2 separate regions of the Mus musculus genome follow, and region 2 is linked to region 1. Evidence: chromatin loops called from intact Hi-C (ENCODE). Cell type or tissue: gastrocnemius. All regions are shown on one strand. Links, peaks and the distances in the headings refer to the core of each region. The heading gives the core; the rest is flanking DNA.

Evidence for each region. A loop is a pair of places that touch in the nucleus more often than their neighbours do. Peaks named below come from ENCODE experiments on the same cell type or tissue, not always from the same donor. Only the 100,000 strongest peaks of a DNase experiment are listed, where the experiment ranks them.
Region 2: it touches region 1 in a loop (2.4-fold over the local background); 4 of 42 quality-filtered maps call a loop at or near these places.

What each region holds. Positions count from the first base shown.
Region 1 is chr4:137,965,215-137,972,667 of GRCm38, reverse strand. Ece1 (endothelin converting enzyme 1) reads right to left here. Exons shown (of 19, transcript NM_001369179.1): 19 at 7,440-7,453. Among named protein-coding and RNA genes, the nearest start is that of Eif4g3, 25 kb to the left of the region's middle. In gastrocnemius, for the core only: a CTCF peak has its summit at 4,309 (motif pointing left); a DNase peak (open chromatin) is centred at 4,300.
Region 2 is chr4:138,279,221-138,286,673 of GRCm38, reverse strand. Kif17 (kinesin family member 17) reads right to left here. Exons shown (of 15, transcript NM_010623.4): 6 at 5,208-5,317; 7 at 89-242. Among named protein-coding and RNA genes, the nearest start is that of Kif17, 21 kb to the right of the region's middle. In gastrocnemius, for the core only: a CTCF peak has its summit at 3,619 (motif pointing right); a DNase peak (open chromatin) is centred at 3,640.

The sequences.
Region 1 (7,453 bases), core at 1,212-6,211:
CAGAAATCAGATTAATGGCATCTAAAGGGTGGATTGCACAAAGAAATGAGGAGTCGATGCTCTCATAAGAAAGCAAAAGTCAATGATGGTGCTCGTAGTATAATGGTCAGGACATGTAACTACGCTCACATCGACACACATGGACAAACGGTACACACTTGTGAGCATGTACCTGTGAGGGCAACCTTGCGTGTCAGTCCTTGGCGGACACCCACCTTGTTTCCTGGGACCTGAGGCTCAGCCCTAGGTGAGGTTGTGATTACCAAGGGTCCACAGTGCCCTTCCTCAGCACTCGGGCTACAAGCGTATACCATACATCTGGCTTGCTTTACAGGAGAGCTAGGGCTCAAACTCCGGTCCCCATGAGTTCACAGTGAACAATTCACTAACTAAACTGCTAATGGTTCTTTTTAAAAGAGGGAGGGGGAGGGGTGGGCGGCTCAGTGCTTAAGAGCATGTCCTGCTCTTGAGGGGGTCAAGTGCCAGCATGGACATCAGGTGGCTCTCACAGTCACCTCAAACTCCAGAGATTCCAATCCCCTCTTCTGGCCTTCTGTGGACACTTGCCTACGTGTGCACCAACACACATACACATGATTAAAAAGACAGTAAGTCAGCCAGGCATGGCAGTTTAATCCTGGCACTCAAGAGGCCAAGGCAGGCTGAGGCTAGCCTGGTCTACATGAGTTCCAGGACAGCCAGGGTGACAGAGTAAGACCCTGTCTCAAAATAAAAAAAAATGAGGCCAAGCATGGTGGTGTATGTCTTTTGTTTGTTTGGTTGGTTGGTTGGTTTTTTCGATACGAGACAGGGTTTCTCTGCATAGCCCTGGCTGTCCTGGAACTCACTCTGTAGACCAGGCTGGCCTCAAACTCAGAAATCCACCTGCCTCTGCCTCCCGAGTGCTGGGATTAAAGGCGTGCACCCCCCCCCCCACTAGTGGTGTATGGTTTAGTGTGAGCTCCAGGACACCCAAGGCTACACAGAGAAATCCTATCTTTAAAAACTGATAAATAGGGCTGGAGAGATGGCCCAGCAGTTAGAAGCACCGATTGCTCTTCCAGAGGTCCTGAGTTCAATTCCCAGCAACCACATGGTGGCTCACAACCAACTGGAATGAGATTTGATGCCCTCTTCTGGTGTGTCTGAAGACAGTGACAGTGTACTCAAATAAATAATTCCAAAAATTAATAAATAGCCCAGTCTATGGTGTCCAGTTGCAACAACAATAAAGAGAGAACAATGTGCAGAGCCAGAGCTCAGGACATGGGTTCAAATCTCAGCTTTGTCCCTGCCTACCTATCTGGCCCCTCTTCTTCACATCCCAGGTCCCCATTGAGAACAACAATATCCATCTCACAGTACTGACAGGCTTCACTCTGGGACCAGACCTACTGCCAGCGCTCGGGAATAGCAGTTTCCCTCCTCACCTCTGGCTAGCACTCACCCCCTTCCCCAAGCCGCCACTGCACGCCACATTCAAAGTGGCCAGTGTGGCTATTATTTCTGAGAATACAACCCTTGGCTGTCTTGTGTCTTTTCAGTCCCATCTTCCTCCAACCCGCAGCACTTCAAAGGAGGGAAAGCCCAAGTGTCGTGCCACTGGATTGGCAAATGTCCCAGAGGATCTTGTCCGCCAGCCACTGAGCTCCACACTCAGCCCCCATTCACTCACGTCTGACAAGGTCAATGAGGAAAATACACAGCGCAGATCAAAGGGGCTGTCAAAAGCTCTCGGGGTGGGGGGGTGGGAGGGCACTCTCCCGGCAGGATTTCACGTCACACAAAAGTGCATGCAGGGGGTGCTCCATAAAAGCTCCCCCACTCACATGCCCAGAGATACCAAAAGCTGGTTCCCATGACAACGCCGCTGCCAATGTTATATATAAATGTGTGTCTGTCTGTGTGTGTGTGTGTGTGTGTGTGTGTGTGTACATAGCCACCCAGAGATGCACAGAAATAAACTCTTGGCATAAGTTCCCCCTATTCTAAATGTGAAATAACCTGCAAGGATTGATGACTGGAGGGAAAGAAGAAGGTGGCTTTTGAATAAACAGGCTCGCCTCCCTGGGACTGACACCTGCTTTGCTGTATGTCTGGCTTGTTTCCTGCACCTGGAATAAAGCGATACATCACTGTTGAAAGAATGAATAAATGATGGATAAAGAAGAAAAAGAAAGCCCTGTGTCGTCGTGGGGCAAGCCTTTAATCCTGGCACTAGGGAGGCAGAGGCAGGCGGATTTCTGAGTTCGAGGCCAGCCTGGTCTACAGATCGAATTCCAGGACAATCAGGGCTGCACAGAGAAACCTTGTCTCAAAGAGAGACAGAAACAGAGAGAGAGAGAGAGAGAGAGAGAGAGAGAGAGAGAGAGAGGCATCCTGCCAGTCCGGGCTAGAAAGAGTTCCTGCTGGTGTCTAGTCACATCTAACCTGCTTTTTGCTGGTGGTGGGGTTTTGTTTTTGTTTTTGTTTTTGTTTTTTGTTTTCTGATGAAAGAGCTGAAGCTTGTGAGGAGGAGGAAATTGCTAGGTGTGGAAACATCTGTAATCCCAGCACTAATTGGGTAGGGACCTGAGGCAGGAGGATTGTGAGTTCAAGGCCTGCTTATGCTAAATAGGGAAATCAAGGGACACATAATGAGCTGTGTGTGTGTGTGTGTGTGTGTGTGATTTTCTGTATAGCCCTGTCTGTCCTGGAACTCACTCTGTAGACCAGGCTGGACCCAAACTCAGAAATCCACCTGACTCTGCCTCCCAAGGGCTGGGACTAAAGGTGGGCACCACCACTGCCTGGCAAGAGGTTCTATTTTTAAAATGGGGGCTATAAGTGGTGTCTGGCACCTGCCTTTAATCCCAGCCCTCGGGAGGCAGAGGCAGGTGGATCTCTGAGTTCCAGGCCAGCCTAGTCTACAAAGTGAGTTCCAGATCAACCAGGGCTACACAGAGAAACCCTGTCTTGAAAAAAACAAGCAAACAAACAAAAAACACCCCCCCCCAAAAAAAGAAAAGAAAACAGGCTGCACAAGCCATGCAGAGCAAGCCAGTGAGCAGCATCCTTCCACGGCCTCTGCATCAGCTCCTGCCTCCAGGCTCCTCCCTGCTTCAGTGCCAGTCCTGACTTCCTTCATTGATGAGCAGTGATGTGAAAGCATAAACCAAAAAAGCCCTTGCCTCCCCAGTCGCTTTGGTCAAAGTGTTACATCACAGCAATAGTAACCCTAAGAAACAGACAACCAAGAAAATAGATAAAATCAAGGTGGTATAATACATAAACATTTTAAATGAATTCATTTTAAATGAATATAAATATTTAAACATTTAATATATTGTTTATTATGTTATACATATATTTATATGTACAATATATGTATATCTATATATACATATATATATACACACACATATATATGTCTACTACTCAGTAGGTGGAGTCAGGAGAATCAGAAATTCAAGACCATTCTTGGTTACATATTAAGTTCAAGGCTAGCTTGGGATATATGAGACCCTGACTCAAAAAACGAAACAAAATAAAAAAAAAATAAGTAAAAAGCCATTATGGTGTTGCCTGCCATCTGAGCACTGGAAAGGTAGAAACAGAAAGGTCACCACAAAATTGAGGGCAGTCTGGGCTATATAGTGAGTTCCAGGGCAGCCTGGACTACATAGAGAGAGCCCAGGAGCCTGAGGAGGAAGAACATGTGCTCTTATTTTTTTAAAAAGATTTATTTATTTATTATATGTAAGTACACTGTAGCTGTCTTCAGACACACCAGAAGAGGGCATCAGATCTCATGGCAGATGGTTGTGAGCCACCATGTGGTTGCTGGGGTTTGAACTCAGGACCTTTGGAAAAGCTGTCAGTGCTCTTAACCGTTTTTTTTTTTTTTTTGCTTTTTGTTTTAATCTATCTATCTATCTATCTATCTATCTATCTATCTATCTATCTATCTATCTATCTATCTATCTATCTATCTATCTATCTATCTATCTATTTGAGACAGGGTTTCTCTGTGTAGCTCTGGCTATCCTGGAACTCACTTTGTAGAGCAGGCTGGCCTCAAACTCAGAAATCCACCTGCCTCTGCCTCCCAAGTGCTGGGATTAAAGGCGAGCGCCACCACACCCGGCCAGTTCAGGATTTCTTAACGGTCTGTTTGCCTTCTAATGTCTAAGGACTAGGGGGTGGGTCTTGTCAGCCCCAGCAGCTCTCTCACCTGAAGAACTCTGGGCTCTTTGGCCTCAGGAGATCAAGCGACAGGATGTGGATCCAGGGCTGAGTCCCTTGTGTTCTGGTGCCACCTAGTGGTCGTAACGTAACACTGCCATGTGAAACTGCTTGAGCCAGCCCACGCCCTTTGTAGAACCAGGGATGTACCCAGGTTCTGGGCAAATACATGGAAATGATGGGAGCCTAGGCATGGGCTCCTTGATACCCCAGGTGTGTCATGCTTCCGTACTAGGTCAGCTATGGGTTGTGCCCTATTAGTCTCTGGCTCCGGGACAGAGGCAGATGGATCTCTGGGGCTTGAGGTCAGCCTGGTCTATATAATAAAGTTCCAGGCAGCCATGGCTATATGAGACCTTGCCTCTAAACAAAACGCCTAACACCTCCTTAAAGGCCTATACCACCATGTTTGGTCTTTATTTTGTTTGTTTTTAAGATTTATTTTGTTTTAATTTATGACTCCATGTGAGTGCCTGCGTGCATGTGTGTACCATGTGTAGCTTCTCTCCCAGATACACATTCATCACATGATCAAACTGCACTTCCTTACTTGGTACCACTGTCTCAGGTGTGACATAGTTACCTGTCTTAGGCATCACATGACATGCTCACCTGGGAGGGACAGGGGACACACATTTCAGCATGAGGGTCCTAGGTTCCATCCCCTGCACACCATAAACTCGATGTGGTGGTGCACACCTGTAATCTCCACTCTTGGGAGGTGGAGGCAGGAGGATCAGAAGTTTAGGGTTATCCTCGGCTACACCGAAAGTTCAAGACCAGCCTGGGCTACATGAAATTCCGTCTTAAAGACACAGAACAAAACAAAACAAAAATGAAAATAGTCTTGGGTACTGCTGTGCATCTTCTCATTAACAGCAATCAGCTTAATGCATTCTGCTTAAGATAACAATGTAACCATGGTGGCTGTAACAATGTAACCATGGTGGCTGTAACAGTGTAACCATTGTGGCTGTAACAATGTATCTTGGTGGCTGTAATGCACGACAGGGAGGAGATGCCCTGCACCACACCCATCCACAGACAGTGATGTTGGGATCTGGGTTGTGAGTACAGTGGAATTACAAGCATTTATAGCACGGACCTTTCTGTGCATGGGTAGAACATGTCTCTGCACGGATTCTCATCTTCACTGAAGCACAGTTGTCTTCTGAAGTTATTTGTCCTTGGGCCATTTCTGAAGTGAGGTCTGTGAGGCATTTAAAGACTTCCTTAACTTCTCCTTCCCGGGCTGGAGAGATGGCTCCGTGGTTAAGAGCACTGACTGTTCTTCCAGAGGTCCTGAGTTCAATTCCCAGCAACCACATGGTGGCTCACAACCATCTGCAATGGGGTCCGATGCCCTCTTCTGGTGTCTGAAGACAGCTACAGTGTACTTACATATAATAAATAAATCTTTAAAAACAAACAAACAAAAGACCTTCTCCTTCCCACGGAATGCCTCTGCCTAGCTCTTTGGCTCACACAGTTAAGGATTTCAGATCACTTACATTTTTCCAGTTGTTCTTGACGCAGCTCTGTTCTCTCCACAGTCCTCAGCTGCAAGGGAAAACCCTGAACAGCCAGGCAGGAGGCTCAGGTTTTGCATCGGGAGAGGGGCATTACTGACTTGGCACAGATGGACTGTTTATGAAAAGGAGGGAAGAGAAGAGCAGTGGGGACTCAGGGCGATGAGAACTGTCAGTACTCTTGGTTGCTAGGAAGAGGGTCTGTTAGGAGTACCGTCGTCTGCAGGCCAGGGCCTGGGGGTACAGCAGGAAACTGACAGGAGATGTCCCTTCTTGGGGAAGGGGTGGGCAGTAGCTAGTGTGTGTGCATGGAGTATACACAGAAGTCCATCCTGTGTGTGCATGGGTGTGACGTCACGGAGCCAGGAGAGAGGCCTGGAGCACTAACACCCTCCCTCCCACGACAGCCAGAGGAAGAGCCAACCCTGTCAACACTTGGATCTTGGCCTTTGAACCTTGAGAACAATGAGATAACAGATTTCGGTCATGTTAGGCATCGAGTTTGAGTTTGTGGTGTCTGTCACAGCACTAGCAAACAGACACACCCTAGTCAGAAAGAGACATCTTTGTGGACTAGGAGGCGAGGAAGGGCTTCCTAGAGAAGGTGATGCTGTGTGGGACCTTGAAGGATGGGTAGGAGTTTATGAGGCAGAGATAGATGCCCAGGGAGAACACTGTAAATGGAGACTGTGTAGAAGATAGCCAGAGGAGGTGGGTACCCTGAGAATGCCAGCTACCGCTCACTCAGCTCCCCTTAGGCCCAGGAAATGAAAACACTAGAGACTTAGATTATACCAGCCAGATTTATAATGATAAATCTCCAGCCCCAAAATACCTGTGCAAAGAATACACAACTCAGTTAATATAAATACAAGCTGCATACCTAGATTGGGCAAAAATACCCTACACTGCTCTATTATCCATCTATGAAATCCCTAGCTACTTGTGGCTCCTCCAGACCACGTTGGGTCTGCTCCACCTTCACCCTCTTCTTCCTCCATCTTCTCCCTTCATCCTCCCTCTCTTCTCTCCCTTCTCCTCCTCCTCCTCTCCCTTCTCCTCCTCCTCCTCTCCCTTCTCCTCCTCCTCCTCTCCCTTCTCCTCCTCCTTCTCTCCCTTCTCTAAAACTTTCAGCTGTGCCTTTTCCTTCCATTGCCCAGACACAGGCTCTAGCCTTCTTTGACCAATTAAGATTTCACCTGACATCACCCGAGTGATCTCCTCCTCATTGGGACACCCCTCTTGAGGGCGCAGGAAATACAAATAACAATCCACACCAGGCTTTGTTTTTTGTTTTTGTTTTGTTTTGTTTTTGGAAACTCTAATCAAGCATCTGGGACTGGAAAGTCCTTTGCTCTAAGACAATGGAAACCCGATTTTCTCAGTGTGTGTGTGTGTGTGTGTGTGCGTGTGCGCGCGTGTGCATATGTGAGGGTGCATGTGTGCTCGTGGGTATTTGCATGTGTGTGCGTGGGGGGAGGAGGACACTGTTCTCACCAGCAAGGAGTACGTACAAAGCACCTCCTGGAAGGAATGGCTGGGGGTGGGGGGTGGCACAGGCAGCAATAACCTGTTACTCCTCAGGGTCTTAGACTTCTGAAAGAATTGGTAGCTTTGTGCTGTCCAGGGTCCCTCCCATGATCCAGGACACACATCCTCCAAGGACAGACACACAGACACACTGCTCTTGGTATAAGTAC
Region 2 (7,453 bases), core at 833-5,832, 310 kb before region 1:
AGACCTGAGCCTACCATGCAGGGACCCTTCACCCATCTGTAAGGGAAACAGGAAGTGGGCTCCCACGTCGCCCCAGGGCAAAGTGCACCTGTCTCCTTCTCCTTGCGCAGATTCTCCTGCAGTGTGGACAGCTTCACGTCATACGAGTTACGCATGGCAGTAATGTCCTCCTGCAGCCGGACCCGAGACTCTTGCTCTGCCTCGTAGTCAGCCTTCAGGCGGGCCAGGCGCTCCTCATACTCCTGGGGTAGAAGGGGACACAGCGGTGGCCAGCCTTCACAACTTGACCTCCAGTTCTGGATACTCAGATAACATAGGGGAGAATGAGGTGAAAGTCCCTGTGTCACATGGGGGTGACAGTTCTCTGGTGACAGCCCTCTGTCGGTTCTCTGTGCAGTCTTGATGGACTGATGCTTTCCACGAATGTTTCCATGTAATTCTTCACACTTCACAACGCCATGAATGCCTTCCCTCATCTAACCCGCATTTCCACCTGTGGTACTCAAGCCATTGGTAATAATCTCTGTCTCTGTCTCTGTCTCTGTCTCTGTCTCTGTCTCTGTCTCTGTCTCTTCTCTCTCTCTCTCTCTCTCTCTCTCTCTCTCTCTCTCTCTCTCTCTCTCTGTCTCTGTTTTTCAAGACAGGGCTTCTCTGTGGAACTTACTCTGTAGACCAGGCTGGTGTCAAACTCACAGAGATTCCCCTGCCTCTGCCTCCCAAGTGCTGGGATTAAAGCACGCGCTGCCACCACCCGCTTCCCTCTCCATCTCTGCTGTCATCACTGGCTCCTGTCTCAGTAGCAACCTGCTTGGCCCCACATCTACTCCTGCTTCAACCTCAGCAAAACCCCACATTGCTGCTGCCTGCTGCATAACATCACATTCTCTGCTTAGGGTGGGTGTTTCCCAGGATGGGTTGGCTCCCAGGTTTATGGGTGGCTCCTAGGTTCGTGGGTAGTCTAAACTCCTTGATTGAACCCGAGTCCCCATGTGATAGAATCCTGCTGGCCCTTGGACATCCTGTTTTTCTTCTTATTATTATTGTTTTACGTTATTTTAAGTGTATGGGTGTGGGTAGATCTGTGCACTATGTACATGAGCCAGAAAAGGGTGCTGGATGCCCTGGCATTGGAATCACAGATGGTGTGAACCACTTTAGAGGCACTGGGAATCGAACCCTGGTCCCCTGGGACAATAACTAGTACCCATAACCACTGAGCCATCACTCCAGCTCCTTCTTTTAAAATTAAGAACACGTTTTTGTTGTTGTGTTGTTTTTCTCTGCGCTGAGCATGGAACCCAGGTCTTCATGCATGGTGGGCATAATGGTTGCCAACTTGACTTGGGATGCTCAGCTTTAACTGTCACCTTGACACAACCTAGACTCACCTGGGAAGAGTCTCAGGGAGGGACTGTCTACCCTGGGTTGTCTTGTGGTCTTGTCTATGGAGGATTATCTTGATGATGTTACTTGATGCCGCCCACTGTGGGTGGCTCCATTCCCTAGGCAGGAAGACCTGAATGTATAAGCGCAATCAAGCTGGGCAAAGCAAGCAAGTGTGCATGCGCTCACAGCTCTCTGCTCCTGACTGTGGATGGGCTATGACTGCTGTTTAAGGTCCCAGCCTTGACTTCTGCAAAATGATGGGCTGGAACCTAGAATCATGAGCTAGAATCAACCCTTTCTCCCATAAGCTGTTCTCTGTCAGAATATTTTCTCACAACAACAGAAATGAAATTAGGACAGCTGCCAACCTGAACGGACTGAGAAGCACCCATGTTAGTGAGGAGACACACCTCTGCCTGTGATGAAGCTCCCAGACAGGTCCAAGGAACAGGGCAATGCCTGCCCTGATGATGGACCACACCATCCCATAAGTGAACCATCAGATGGTTCACTTTGAAAGTTGTTTGTGTCAGTGTCACAGTGAGGGAGAGGCTAAGCAAGGGCAGAGCTCAGAGTGTGGACTCTCAGCCCTGCTCCGTTGTGTTTATGTTTTATTATTACTACCACTACCTATTATTGTTGTTGTTGTTGTTGTCGTTATTGTTAATTTATCATTATTATAGCATATCTGGGTTTCTGGTAACTTGCTTTACCCAGAAACGCCTACTTCTCTCCTGCCTCAGGGATTCTAGCCTGCTCCCTGGCAAATTCATGCTCAGGGCTAATAGGGGCTTCCTTACTAACTTGGCCACTCTCCACCATTCATCTTTTCTGCTTCCATTGGTCTGTTTAGAGAGCTGCTGTTGGGCGTCAGCGTTGTCACCAGCATGCACGCACCCTGAGGACTATCCAGTGCATCTTCAGGGTCACATGCAGGGCCACTAAGGCTCTCTGACAGCACCAGCTCAACCCCCCACATGTTGTCCCCTCACCTCCTCTCACCCATTTCCTTACTCCTTGGAGAGCCCCACCCCAGCACTGGATCAGTCTTTGGCCTGCTTAGCCCCTCACCTCTGCAGTCCCCACTGCTTCTTCTCAGCACAGCCCCTGACTCTGTGAGTGACCTCAGCCCATCCACCTGGACCTCAGCCAAAACCACAAAACCTACATGTGTACGCATGCACAGGTATGCACACACATCTGCTTGTGCACAGGTTTGTGCACACCAAGGCACGTGTACCCACTCACTACAGTCCTGCCTTCATTTTTGTTTTTGTTTTTGTTTTTTGAGACAGGGTTTCTCTGGATAGCCCTGGCTGTCCTGGAACTCACTCTGTAGACCAGGCTGGCCTCAAACTCAGAAATCCGCCTGCCTCTGCCTCCCGAGTACTGGGATTAAAGGCGTGCACCACCTTGCCCAGCTAGTCCTGCCTTCCAATCTCGATATTAAATGGGGGTGAGGTGGGGTGGGGCTAAATCGCAGGATGCCTGTTTGCGTAGCCAAGTTTTTACCTGCCCTGCCTGTCCTGCAGGCTACAGAAGTTCCCTCCATGGCCTTTACATACGAAATCCCTTGTCTTACTCTGTCCTGGGCCATTGCTGGCAGTTCTATGTCTTGGCTCTTTCTGTGTCTAAAGCAACCCGCACCCCCAGGACTGTGGCTTCCAGCTATGGCCCCAGTCCCAAACAGAAGCTCAGCTCATGCTTGCTATGGGAAGATGAGGATGGAGCACAAACCCTGACCCCTGCTTCTGTGTAGTGTTCATGGATGAGAAGGGACCTTGTTTTTTGTCCTTGTATAGCCGGTTCAAAACAACAGGAAGGCTGCATCATGGTGGATGTCCTACAGATAATGAAATGTTGGCCCAGAGAGCTCAAACCATTTGCCAGCCACGAAGCCTGCCAGAACAGGACTTATACAATGAAAAACCAGATAACCCCGGGGACCCTCCAGTCCAAACCTCCCCATTCTGACTGGAGCCCGGAACCATGGCATGAGCTCACTCACAGCTGAGCTGCCTCCAGGAAGAGCCCCCTTTGTCTACACAGGGGCTTCATTTTAAGGTTTATCCTAGAATGCGGTTCTCAGCACACAGTAGGCACTCAGAGAATACAACTCAGAAGAGAAAGATGCACAGGAAGATGGAAGGGAAGCAAGGGAGACATCCACACCTCCGATAGCCTATACCATCCTCTAGGGGGAGACATCCACACTTCTGATGGCCTACACTGTCCACTAGGGGGAGACATCCACACCTCTGATACCGTCCTCTAAATTACAGGCAGGAGAGGCAGGCAATGCCTATCTATCACTTTCACTTGGTAGCTAACAAGAGACTGTCTGTCCAGAGTGGGGTGTGTTCTCCTTGGAGACCACTAGGGGAGCCAACATTCAACCAGACCACAAGGAAGCCTATGTAGAGGGTTCCATCCTAATATTATCCGGTTCTCCCCTCCCCTGAGGATCTGTGACCCAAATCTACTAGGCATTATAAGATTCCACAGCCACTCCAAGTCACTTGGTGTGGCTCCGGGTCACTGCTACCTGCAGAGAGCCAACACTCCGAAAACAGGAAGGGCTGCTACCCTAATGGGATGCTGACAAGCTTAGTCCTCCCCAGGGGTCTCTTCTTTTGTCTTTGATTTGTTTTGTATTGTTGGTGTTTGTTCTTCATTTTGTTTTTGTTTGTTTTTGTTGTTCAATATAGCGTTTCTCTGTGTAGCCTTGGCTGTCTTAGAACTCACTCTGTAGACCTGGCTAGCCTTGAACTCAGAGATCTGCCTACCTCTGCCTCTGTAGTGCTGGGACTGCAAGTATGTGCCACCACTGCTTGGCCAAGGGTCTGTCTCTTCTTACTGCCACCTCCACTAAGGGCAAGGTTTGGGTCCTAGAGGCGGACTTGGTACCCAGACCTACCCTAGACGGTCCCAAAGGGCAGAGCTCTCAGGACTGCAGCCACCAAAGCAGGCTCTTTGTCCAACATCCTGACAAGAGTTTCGAGGTCTGGCCCCTAATTGAGATTATAACTGAGAGGCAAGGGATCCAGCTGTAGGCTTGGGAGCCAGGCTAGAGCTCCCCAAAACTGCTCCTGCCTAGTGTCAGCATTCTCCTCAGGAACAACCAGTTCCTCACAGGGACCTCTGAACACCAAGCCACCAGGCAGAGCTAGCAGGCAGTCTTCAAGTGGCAGGGGCCTCTGGAAGCCCGCAGAGCTTGGAGTTGAGAAGGAGTCCCTGTTGTGTCTCCCTATGTTTGTATCCCTGTAGATCCCCTGTCCTGCTGCTTCCAGAGATGCTGGGAGACACACGGGGTGAGGACCCGGGGCCCAGGTGAAGCTGATGCTATACTCACCCTGGCTAAACAGGCCAAGCTGCTCTGAGGCCCAGGCTTGGCTGCAGTGCCAAAGGCAAACAGCCTGCTCTCCACTCTGCTGTCTAGGTCAGGAACCCAAGTTCAAATCCTGGGTCCAACTCTTGTTTGGGTTTTTTGCTTTGTTTTGTTTTTTTGAGACAAGGTTTCTCCATGTAGCCCTGACTGTCCTGAAACTCACTCTGTAGACCAAGCTGGCCTCGAACTTACAGAGATCCACTTGTTTCTGCCTCATGAGTGCTGGGACTAAATTAAAGGTGCCGCTGAATTCAACTCTTTGATACTCCTGTGTTCCCTAAAACTTTGGAAAAGTCTTTGAGCCCCAGCTTCCTCAGAAGAAGAGGGCACCATGGTGCCAAGCCCACGGAAGTGAAGCAGGATGACACCCTGCAGGTACTGGCTCTCCCTGGGACATCCGCTCCTTCACATTGGCAGCTCACTGGGGTCTCACCTCTCGGATCAACTGCTTCTCAGCCTCCGTGTCCTGCTGGACAGTAGTTGGGGACAGCAGCTTCTCCTCAGACTGGACTGGGCCTGGGGGTGTCTGAGTGGACAGCAGGGCTGGAGAGAAAGAGACAGGAGAAGCGGAGGGTGAGCACCCAGGGACCAGGCATAAATGTGCCCCTCTGTAAAACGCAATCCACCAGTCACCGGAGAGTTCAGGTCACTGGGGACATAGCACTAGACACCGACACACCACCGTGCACTGCGTGCTAGGAGAGAAAAGTGAGCAAAAGTGTAATGGTCACAAAGGAAGGGCGGGAGGATGCTCAGAAGCTGAGTGCCCCGATGCTGACCTCAGGAAGACCTCAGTGGAGAGCAGATGGAGCCAGAATCAGGGGAGAGGAGAGAGCCAGGCAGAGATGGGGGAAGAGCTTCCAGACAGAGCGGTAGAGTGGAAAGACCAGAGCAGCTCCAGACCTATGCTGGGATGTCTAGGGTGATGGGGACAGCGGATGGAGAGGAGAGGAAAGGAAGCCAGGCCCTGAAAGCTTCAGCAGTGAGTACCAGGGGGAGGGAGCGGGGGAAGACCCAGGAGACCTGGGCACAGTCAGCATTGATGTCAGGGAGGGAGTGCGAAGGAGTGTATGGGAAAAAAGGTGGGAAAAGGGGCAGAGGGCAACTGGCGAGTCAGGCTTTAATATGTATATGTACGTATCTGTCTGTCTGTCTGTATATGTATGTGTGTGTGTATATATATTGTGTGTCTGTGTATATGTATATGTGTATATGTATATATGTGTGGATGTATGTGTGTGTATGTATATATGTGTATGTGTGTGGATGTATGTGTGTGTGTGTGTATATGTATATATATGTGTGTGCGTGTGTGTGTGTTTATGTATATGTATGTGTGTGTGTATTTGGTTTGTTGTTATTTGTTGTTGGTTTCTCTGTGTAGCCCTGGCTGTCCTGGAACTTGCTCTGCAGACCAGGTTGGCCTTAAACTGAAAGATCCGCCTGCCTCTGCCTCCCAAGTGCTGGGATTAAAGGCGTGCGCCACCGCACCACCATGCTAACTTAATCATTTTAATTGATTTTTTTTTACGTGCACGGTACCAGCATTATAAATATAAGTCCATGCTCCACCTGTGTGTCTAGTACCCACAGAGGCCAGAAGAGTATGTCAGATCCCCTGGAATTGGAGTTAGTTACAGCTTCCGTGTAGGTGCTGGAAATCAAACCCCGATCCTTTGGAAAAGCAGTCGGGGCTCTTAACCACTGAGTCACCTCTCCAGCCCCAAGAGTAAGGGTTTAGAGAGGAGGGTTACAGTAGAGGCCACGAGGCTGGGCTATTCGATGGGTGGGGCAGGCCCGCCTGGAGTAGGGGCAAGAAGAGGGTGTCCGGGAGAGAAACATGAGCCCACTGAGGTAGCTACAAGAGGCAGACAGCTACGCCACAGCTTGCAAAAGGGACAGGGAGAAGAAATATGCAGTAGCTCCGGGGTCAGAGGCTGAGGCCACACAATAATGGTATTGCACACTAGGCTAGGAGTCTCACACACATGCGTGGTCTACGACCCTGGTCACCTGGAGGCTCTGCCTTTAGGTATTGCCTTCTGAAGTGCCTTCCCCCCACCCCCAGCAGAAACCTAGCAGGACACCTGACTCCATCTTGATAAAGGGCGCAAGCTCCAGGGGCTAGGTGACATGCCCAAAGGACCAGGTAAGCTATTGACCGCTGCTTGATCTCAGCACAGTACTTGGTACCAGGCCAGCCACTACTGCCCGCTGAGCATCAGGGCTCTAACCTGAGAAGGGCGCCCATTCTGCAGGGCTGTGTTAGCTGCTGGGCTGGGGACTCACTGAGGAACTAGAACTTGACCCTCTCCTGCCATTCCTTTGCCAGTCTTGGGGATGTGGAGTCAGGACAGGGAAAAGGGAAGGGGAAAGATCCTGCTGCATTGGCCACTGGCTACCTGAGCGCCCGCCCCTCCCCCACCCTGCCCTAAGGCAGCCAGCAGAAGTCTGTGGAGTTAGACAAACTTTGTCCTAGAATCTAGTAGGGAAGTTCCTTTTTATTGTTCTTTTTTTTTTTTTTTTTTTCCCTCGAGACAGGGTTTCTCTGTGTAGCCCTGGCTGTCCTGGAACTTACTTTGTAGACCAGGCTGGCCTCGAACTCAGAAATCCGCCTGCCTCTGCCTCCCAAGTGCTGGGATTAAAGGCGTGCGCCACCACCTCACAGATTCTTATGCC